Linked DNA regions of Homo sapiens: region 2 is linked to region 1. Evidence: chromatin contacts called from ENCODE Hi-C or POLR2A ChIA-PET data. All regions are on one chromosome and are shown on one strand. The core of a region is the stretch at or near the end of the contact, and the rest is flanking DNA. Distances in the headings are between cores, read along the strand shown. Region 1 overlaps DIP2C (disco interacting protein 2 homolog C). Region 2 overlaps DIP2C (disco interacting protein 2 homolog C).

The links. A loop is a pair of places that touch in the nucleus more often than their neighbours do. ChIA-PET counts read pairs that join two places held with the same protein, here RNA polymerase II (POLR2A). Pooled maps may share reads with other maps.
Region 2: a loop to region 1 is called in a map of naive thymus-derived CD4-positive, alpha-beta T cell, with 7 times the contacts of the local background. The contact joins two enhancer-like sites. A Hi-C loop is called at or near these places in 3 of 168 maps with a recorded cell type or tissue (CD4-positive, alpha-beta memory T cell, chondrocyte and naive thymus-derived CD4-positive, alpha-beta T cell) and 9 of 50 pooled maps. POLR2A ChIA-PET finds 5 or more read pairs at or near these places in 5 of 52 experiments (CD4-positive, alpha-beta T cell, CD4-positive, alpha-beta memory T cell, activated CD4-positive, alpha-beta T cell and 2 more).

The regions. Positions count from the first base shown.
Region 1 is chr10:331,161-334,815 of GRCh38, reverse strand. All of the region lies in intron 29 of DIP2C (disco interacting protein 2 homolog C), which reads left to right. Among named protein-coding and RNA genes, the nearest start is that of ZMYND11, 200 kb to the right of the region's middle. Within about 2 kb of position 1,320, at least 4 of the 41 ENCODE cell types and tissues checked have a DNase peak (open chromatin) inside an H3K27ac peak, as active enhancers do.
Region 2 is chr10:468,792-472,437 of GRCh38, reverse strand. All of the region lies in intron 3 of DIP2C (disco interacting protein 2 homolog C), which reads left to right. Among named protein-coding and RNA genes, the nearest start is that of DIP2C-AS2, 160 kb to the left of the region's middle. RefSeq lists an enhancer at 1,515-2,030. Within about 2 kb of position 2,002, at least 3 of the 41 ENCODE cell types and tissues checked have a DNase peak (open chromatin) inside an H3K27ac peak, as active enhancers do.

The sequences.
Region 1 (3,655 bases), core at 71-2,570:
CAATGTACTGGCATTGAGATAGAGTGATTATATATATGAGAAACAGAATTGAGAGTCCAGAAATAAACCCTTATATTTATGGTCAAATAATTTTTTAATAGAGTTACCCGAGCAATTCAATGAAGAAAAGTTTTTCCAACAACAGATGCTGGGAAATTCGGACATTCACATGAAAAGGAAAAAAGATTAAACCTTGACTCAACGTCATATACCTAAGTTAGTTCAAGTGGATCATAGATCTTAATGTAAGAGCAAAAATTATAAAAATTTTAGAAAACACAGGAGTAAATTTTCATAATCTTGGTTAGGCACAGAGTTCATCAAAGGTATACTACATAAATACTGATAAACTGGACTGGAACAAAATTTAAAACTTTTGTATATCAAAAGACAGAATTAAGTAGAAAGACAAGCCACAGTCTGGGAAAAAATATTTGCAAATTATAAATCTCATGAAGCACTTCTAAGCACCTATGTAATAAATTTTTTCTTTTTTTTTTTTTTTTTTTTTGAGACAGTCTTGCTCTGTCACCCGGGCTGGAGTGCAGTAGCTTGATCTCAGCTTACTGCCACCTCTGCCTCCAAGGTTCAAGTGATTCTCCTGCCTCAGCCTCCCAAGTAGCTGGAAGTACAGGCATGCACCACCACACCTGGCTATTTTTTTTGTATTTTTAGTAGAGACAGTGTTTTGCCATGTTGGCCAGGCTGGTCTTGAACTCCTTACCTCAAGTAATCTGCCCGCTTCAGCCTCCCAAAGTGCTGGGATTACAGGCGTGAGCCACTGCACCCAGCCTATGTAATAAACACTCAAAACTCAGAAACAAGCAACATAAACACGGGCAAGAGATCTGAATAGATATCTCACCAGAAGAAGACATACAAATGGCCAATAAGGACGTGAAAAGATACCTAGCGTTAATTAGGGAAATGCAAATTAAAACCACAGTGAGATACCACTTCACACCCACTAGAATGCTGTCACCGAAAACACAGGAAATAAAGTTGGAGAGCTCGTGTTTTCTGACTTCAAAACTTACACTGCAAAGCAACAGTAACCAAGAAGGTGGAAAAACGAATTCTCATACATTGATAGTGGGAATGTAAAATGGGGAAGCCACTGTTTGGCATGATCTTAATTAAGCAGACTTGCTGCATTGACTCAGCAGCTGCACTCCTAGGAGAAAGGAAAGCGAACATCCACTCAGAGACTTGGTGTAAGTTCCCTGGAACCTCGGTCAACACAAGGAAACAATCCAGGTATCCGCTAGCAGGTGACTGAACAGGTGACGCCTGCCACGTCCACATGGTGGGTGCTTCTGCACAGGATGAGCTCAGAAGCACCTGCTGAGGGAGGGAAGTGTGGCTGTGTGGTAGGCAGTGTCCAGAAAAGGCAAATTTGTAAACAAAGTAGAATGATGACTGGGGCTAGGGCTGGAAATGGGACTGACTGCAGATGGACACGGGATCCCTTTCAGGTGATGGGAATGTTCTAGAGTAGTGACCATTTTACAACTCTTCAATTTTATTAAAAGCCATTCTGTGCTTAAAATGAGTGAAACTTAGGGTATGCAAAGTATACCTAAATAAAGCCGACGGGTGTTTTAAAAAGAATAGGCCGGGTGCGGTGGCTCATGCAGGTAATCCCAGCACTTTGGGAGGCTGAGGTGGGTGGATCACTTGAGGTCAGGAGTTTGAGACCAGCCTGGCCAACATGATGAAACCTCGTCTCTGCTAAAAATACAAAAATTAGCCTGGCGTGGTGGCACACGCCTGTCATCCCAGCTACTCAGGAGCATGAGGCAGGAGAATCACTTGAACCCAGGAGGCAGAGGTTGCATTGAGCCAAGAATGCACCACTGCACTCCAACCTGGGCGACGGAGTGAGACTCTGTCTCAACAATAAAAAATAATAAAGTGCTTCATTGCAGTAACTCAAGTGTGTAGGGAGACCCTGGGCTGGATGGCATGCCTGCTGGCAGACAGGGTATGACCCAGGACCCCCAGGTGAGATGAACCTGTCTTGTTGAATTCCCAAGTTAGGAGAGTTTTCAGTTGTTGGTATATTTTGTCAGGTTAGTAATCTGAAATCATCAAATTGCTAATGTGCGAATGTGTATTACTTACCAAAATGTCTATTTTTATTCTTTTTGAAGTTAAGATCTGAAGAACAGCTCAGGTTCCCAACATTCTCAGAGAATAATGTCTTGAGAATAAGCAACCTGCTCTTAAGTAGGTTTGTCTTGTCCATAGCAGAATTTATTGCCAGTGCCAAAAATCAATTTTGGCTAATACAGCAATTAATCAAAATTTGCTGTATTGAGTGAGGTAAGGGCAATTAGGAAATCATGAGTTGGGTTTTCTATTTGTTTCTGCTGTCAAGATTTGTGTTTTCTTAATGTTGATTTCTTATTTATGGTGATGAGGAGGGAGGTGAAACTATATTTAGTTTTCACAAGTATATTTGAAATTCTCTGGCCAGGAATTCACACTGGGTTCCCAAGCCCGTTGTGTGCTGACAATTCTGACAGAGCAAATCATTAATGCTGATGTGTATTTTTGAGGAAGCCACTTCCAGGGACACTTAGAAATGGTTAAAATGACTTTGGGTGTCCGAGGCAGGAGGATTGCTTGAACCTAGGCGTTCAAGACCAGCTTGGGCAACATAGTGAGACCCCATCTCCACAAAAAAAGTTTTAAGTTAGCCAGTCATGGTGGTATGTGCCTCTAGTCTCTAGTCCCAGTCATGGTGGTACGTGCCTCTAGTCCCAGATACTTGGGAAGTGGGAGGATCACTTGAGCCCATGAGGTCAGGGCTACAGTGAGCTGTGATCACACCACTGCACTCTAGCCTGGGTGACAAAGTAAGACTCTGTCTCAGAAAAAAAGAAAAGAAGTGGTTAATATGGTAAATGTTATGTTACATATGTTTTACCACAGTAAAATTTTTAAAACTAAGATGAAATGGCCAGTTTACAGCAGAGTAAAAATTCGAGGCCTGATATTCACCCCTTATGTGCCTAACCCTGTTCTCAAAGTATTAAACCCTTGGAAAGGTCACTATTTGCTAGAAAGTCGTCCCTCGGTGTCCACGGAGGAGATAGGTTCCGGGACCACTGCAGAAAGCAAAGAGCGAGGATGCTCAAGTCCCTGATATAAAATGGCATCATACGAGCACATCACCTATGCACTTCCTCTCTCATGTTTTAAATAATTTCTGGATTACTTGTAATACCTAACACAATGTAAATGCTGTGTGAATAGTTGTACTATGTTGTTTAGTCACTAATGATAAGAAAATCTACAAGTTAGGTATAGATGCAGATTTTTTCATGAATATCTTTGATTCATGGTTGAAGCCAGGGGTGAGGAACCCACAGACACAGAGGGCTATGTGTCCTTTTGAAAAGAATAAATCAAGCTTTGGAATAAGAATGAGGAAAGAAATGGAAAATTGCCCAAAAACGCCTTTGTCACATTTGCCGAAGAGTAGTTTTTCATACTAAGGGTCCCGTTTGAAATAAATTTTGTTAGCCAACCTAACTTCCTTACATTTCTTTAGTTGGATTCTCTTATAAACAATTATGAAAATTTTTAGATGAGATTGGCTACATTAAAGAACTGGCTTTAGTATTATAGCATAGTAGTTAACAAGGCC
Region 2 (3,646 bases), core at 753-3,252, 140 kb before region 1:
TAAGCACGGGGTGGGGTGATACAATACGTCCATCTGCCACCTGTGCCAGGACGGTGCCTGTGCCCAGCCACTGGGCGAGGCAGAAGTGCAGTGGGCGTGGACCTGCAGCACGCGAGGGGCCTCCAGCTTTCTGCACGGACACACCCTCTCGGGAGACGCCAGTGTCCGGTAAATAGCTCTTCACGTGGTTTACAAGCCCATGTTGGCTACTATTCAGAATTGCATATTAATTAAAAAGATTATAATCTCGTGCCAAATTTTTCTTTTTTAGGTGTCACTGTTAAATAACTTTTTAATCGTGGTTGCTAGTATAGTTTTTTCTTTTTCTTACCATCAGTGATTTGTTTTCTAGGTCTACTTTTCTAAACAGAAATGAAAACCATACATTGTTATGTGTTTCCTGTCTTTCATCTGTGTTTTATGATGCCGTCTGCACAGGGTTGTCTGGAGACTGAGTTGCCAGTGCCACCTGGGCTTGGCCAGCTGAAATTTCATTAATTTAGCAACAGAAAACTTAGGCTGTCGGGCGTGGTGGTGGGCACCTGTAGTCCTAGCTACTCATCAGGCTGAGGCAGGAGAAATGCTTGAACCTGGGAGGCGGAGGTTGCAGTGAGCCGAGATCACGCCACTGCACTCCAGCCTGGGCAACAGAGCAAAACTCCATCTCAAAAACAACAACAACAAAAACTCAGGCTGTGATTAATGTTTGAATTATTCTGAGAGAGTTTTTCCAACATGTAGGTTAAAGTTGCTTCTTTAAAAGAAAATTACCTGTGAATTCTTTTGTAGTTCCCAGGGCACCGGTGAGGGTAGGGGCGATCGCTGGTGATGGACCCGATTCGTGAATCCCTTTGTTTTGCAAATGCCCTTCACTGGCATCCTCACATTGTTCTCACATGGAGCTTTCATGATAAGCAGGTGAAGTCGTGACTGTTGTCTTCTGTGTCAGAAGAAAAAAGTGAGGCTAAGGGATGACGGAACTCACCTGGTGTTCGAGGAAAGCCTGTGAGTCTCGGAACTCACCTGGTGGTCGAGGAAGCCTGTGAGTGTCAGTCGTGCTGTAATGAATCTCTCTGTCCATGCAGGCTCATGTGATTAGCTGCTTCTGCATCCTCAGTTGCCGTCTGCCTGGCCTCCTGGCTCTGCTCCTCTTTCTGGAGAGGAGATTTTATGGCCTCAGAGAGTGTCACCCATGCAAAAGAGGACACACCTGAGAGCCTGAATGAAAAGCTGGTGCCACCTCCTGGGCGCCCCTGCTGCCTTCTCCAAGGAGGCTGTGACCCAGGAAAATGTGTGCGGATGGAATGAAGGAGAATTTGTTCCCAAATCCACCCTCTGTTGTTTCACACCTGTCTTAAGCCCCGACACATATTGAGACCTTCTCTTACTCATGTGGGTGTCTCGGAGGCCCCTGTCGAGTTCAGGAGTGTGGAGGCACCTGCGTACTGTCAGCCTGTGACCAACGCTTCCCTCACTGTGTGTCAGTGCTGCCATGCAGACACCCTGTCTGTGAACACACAACACACCCAGACATGCACGCAGGCTGAGTTCACATGGCTTCAGTTCTCACAGAGGCCAGTGGGGGTCTATCTTCCATTTTATAGATGAGGAAACTGAAGTTCAGGGAGGCTGTCCAATGGCTGACGATCACACGGGGTCGCTCCTCGCAGGAGGATGCAAGCCCATCTTTGGCCGGCCATCTTACCACACAGGAGATCCGCGTCAGTCGCCACTGCGTGTTTCCTACATTCTCTCTCTCTCCACGATGCTGCAGGGGTGTTGATAAACCCTGTGTTTACCTTCGGATCATGCCATCTTCACAATCCCAGCTACTCCACGAGATAAGCATGGCGGGTTGTGGTTGTCTCACGGTCTTCTCTCTTGATAAAAGCCTGAGAGAGGTGGGTGTAGTAGGAGATGGTTATCTCTTGGCTTGGGGTGCGTTTTCTGTTCATCCGTGCACCTTACCTCACCTCTTCAAAGGCAGGAAGGTGTGGAAGAGAGAGGCACATGGCAGAGGGGGTGGCTGAGAGTGGCAGGATGGGTGGAGGAGACCGACACTTCAGCTCAGAGTCTGCAGGCTCTGCTCTGGAGGGGAAGCTAGACCCAACGTGAGAAGCACGGTTCATTTCTCCTGTTTTTGTAAAATTGTGAAATATGGCGCCTCTTCACACACAATCTCTCCCGTTCCCCATCCTGACTCATGTCTCCATCGCCATTATAACCACATGATACTCTGTCTATCTGCATGTCTGTGTATTCGTTATTTACCTACCTGTCAATCATCCATCCATTTATCAACCTCTCTGCATCTGTCTACATATTCGCCAATCATCTACTTACCTATCAAGCATCCATTTACGTCCACCATCCGTCCATCTATCAAACATTTCATCCATTTACCCCACTACTCAGCCATTCTTCCACCATCCACCTCCCCACCTCTCACTTTCTTCCATAAGAATACGAGGTCCACACAGGCCAGGATCTCTGTTCTGTTCATTCGTGTAGGCCAAGCACCTGAAATACTGCCTGGCTTCTATATTTTGAAGGAAGATGAGGGAGTGTGACACATTTGGGGAACGGCAAGAAGTTAGGTAGGAGCGGCTGGGTTATAGCATCTTGTGCATCACGCTCGGGAATTTGGACTTGATCCTGAAGATGATGGGATCCACTAGAATATTTTAGGTGAAGGGACAGTGGGGGCCAGTCAGGGTTTGAAGATCACTTTAGCAGCAGCATGGAGCATGGGCTGAAAGTGGGGGAGTCCAAACAACCCTGAATGCCTGAAACTGATGTGTACTTAAGAGATATCTGTCAGGGCTGGGTGCTGTGGCTCATGCCTGTAGTCCCAGCACTTTGGGAGGCCGAGGCGGGCAGATCACTTGAGTTCAGGAGTTCAAGACCAGTGTGGCCAACATGGCGAAACCCCATCTCTATGAAAAATACAAAAATTAGCCAGGCATGGTGGTGCATGCCTGTAATCCCAGCTATTCCAGAGGCTGAGGTGGGAGAATCTCTTGAACCCGGGAGGTGGAGGTTGCCGTGACCTGAGATCATACCACTGCACTCCAGCCTCGGCGACAGAGTGAGACTGTGTCTCAAAAAAAAAAAAAAAAAAATCAGTACCAGTGAGATTTGAGAAATGCTCAAAAGATAATAGCAATAGGACCTGAAGGTTGGGTTAATATGGAGGAACATGAGAGGAAATCAGGGTGACCTTGATGTCCTAGTTATGCACCTGCACAGAGGATAGTCTCCGATTCTGCACCCAGAGTGACTCCGAGATGTCCAGCTTATGCACCTGCACAGATAATGGTCTCCAATTCTGCTCCCAGGGTGAATCCGAGATGTCCTAGTTATGCACCTGCACAGATGATGGTCTCCAATTCTGCACCCAGGGTGACACCAAGGTGTCAGCTCATGCACCTGCACAGATGATGGTCTCCAATTCCACAGCTCCTTCTCTTTAGGGAATCAAGCTTACTGTGTATAGGTTACAGGTGGTAGAATTTGCCTTACTGTGTAGAAGATACTATGAACGATTAGGAAGACAGTCCTTGAAGTGTCATTTATTTGAGATATAATGGAAAGCACTATTACTCCATGGATGCCGTTGTAGTTTTTAAAAGTTGGGTACTCATCT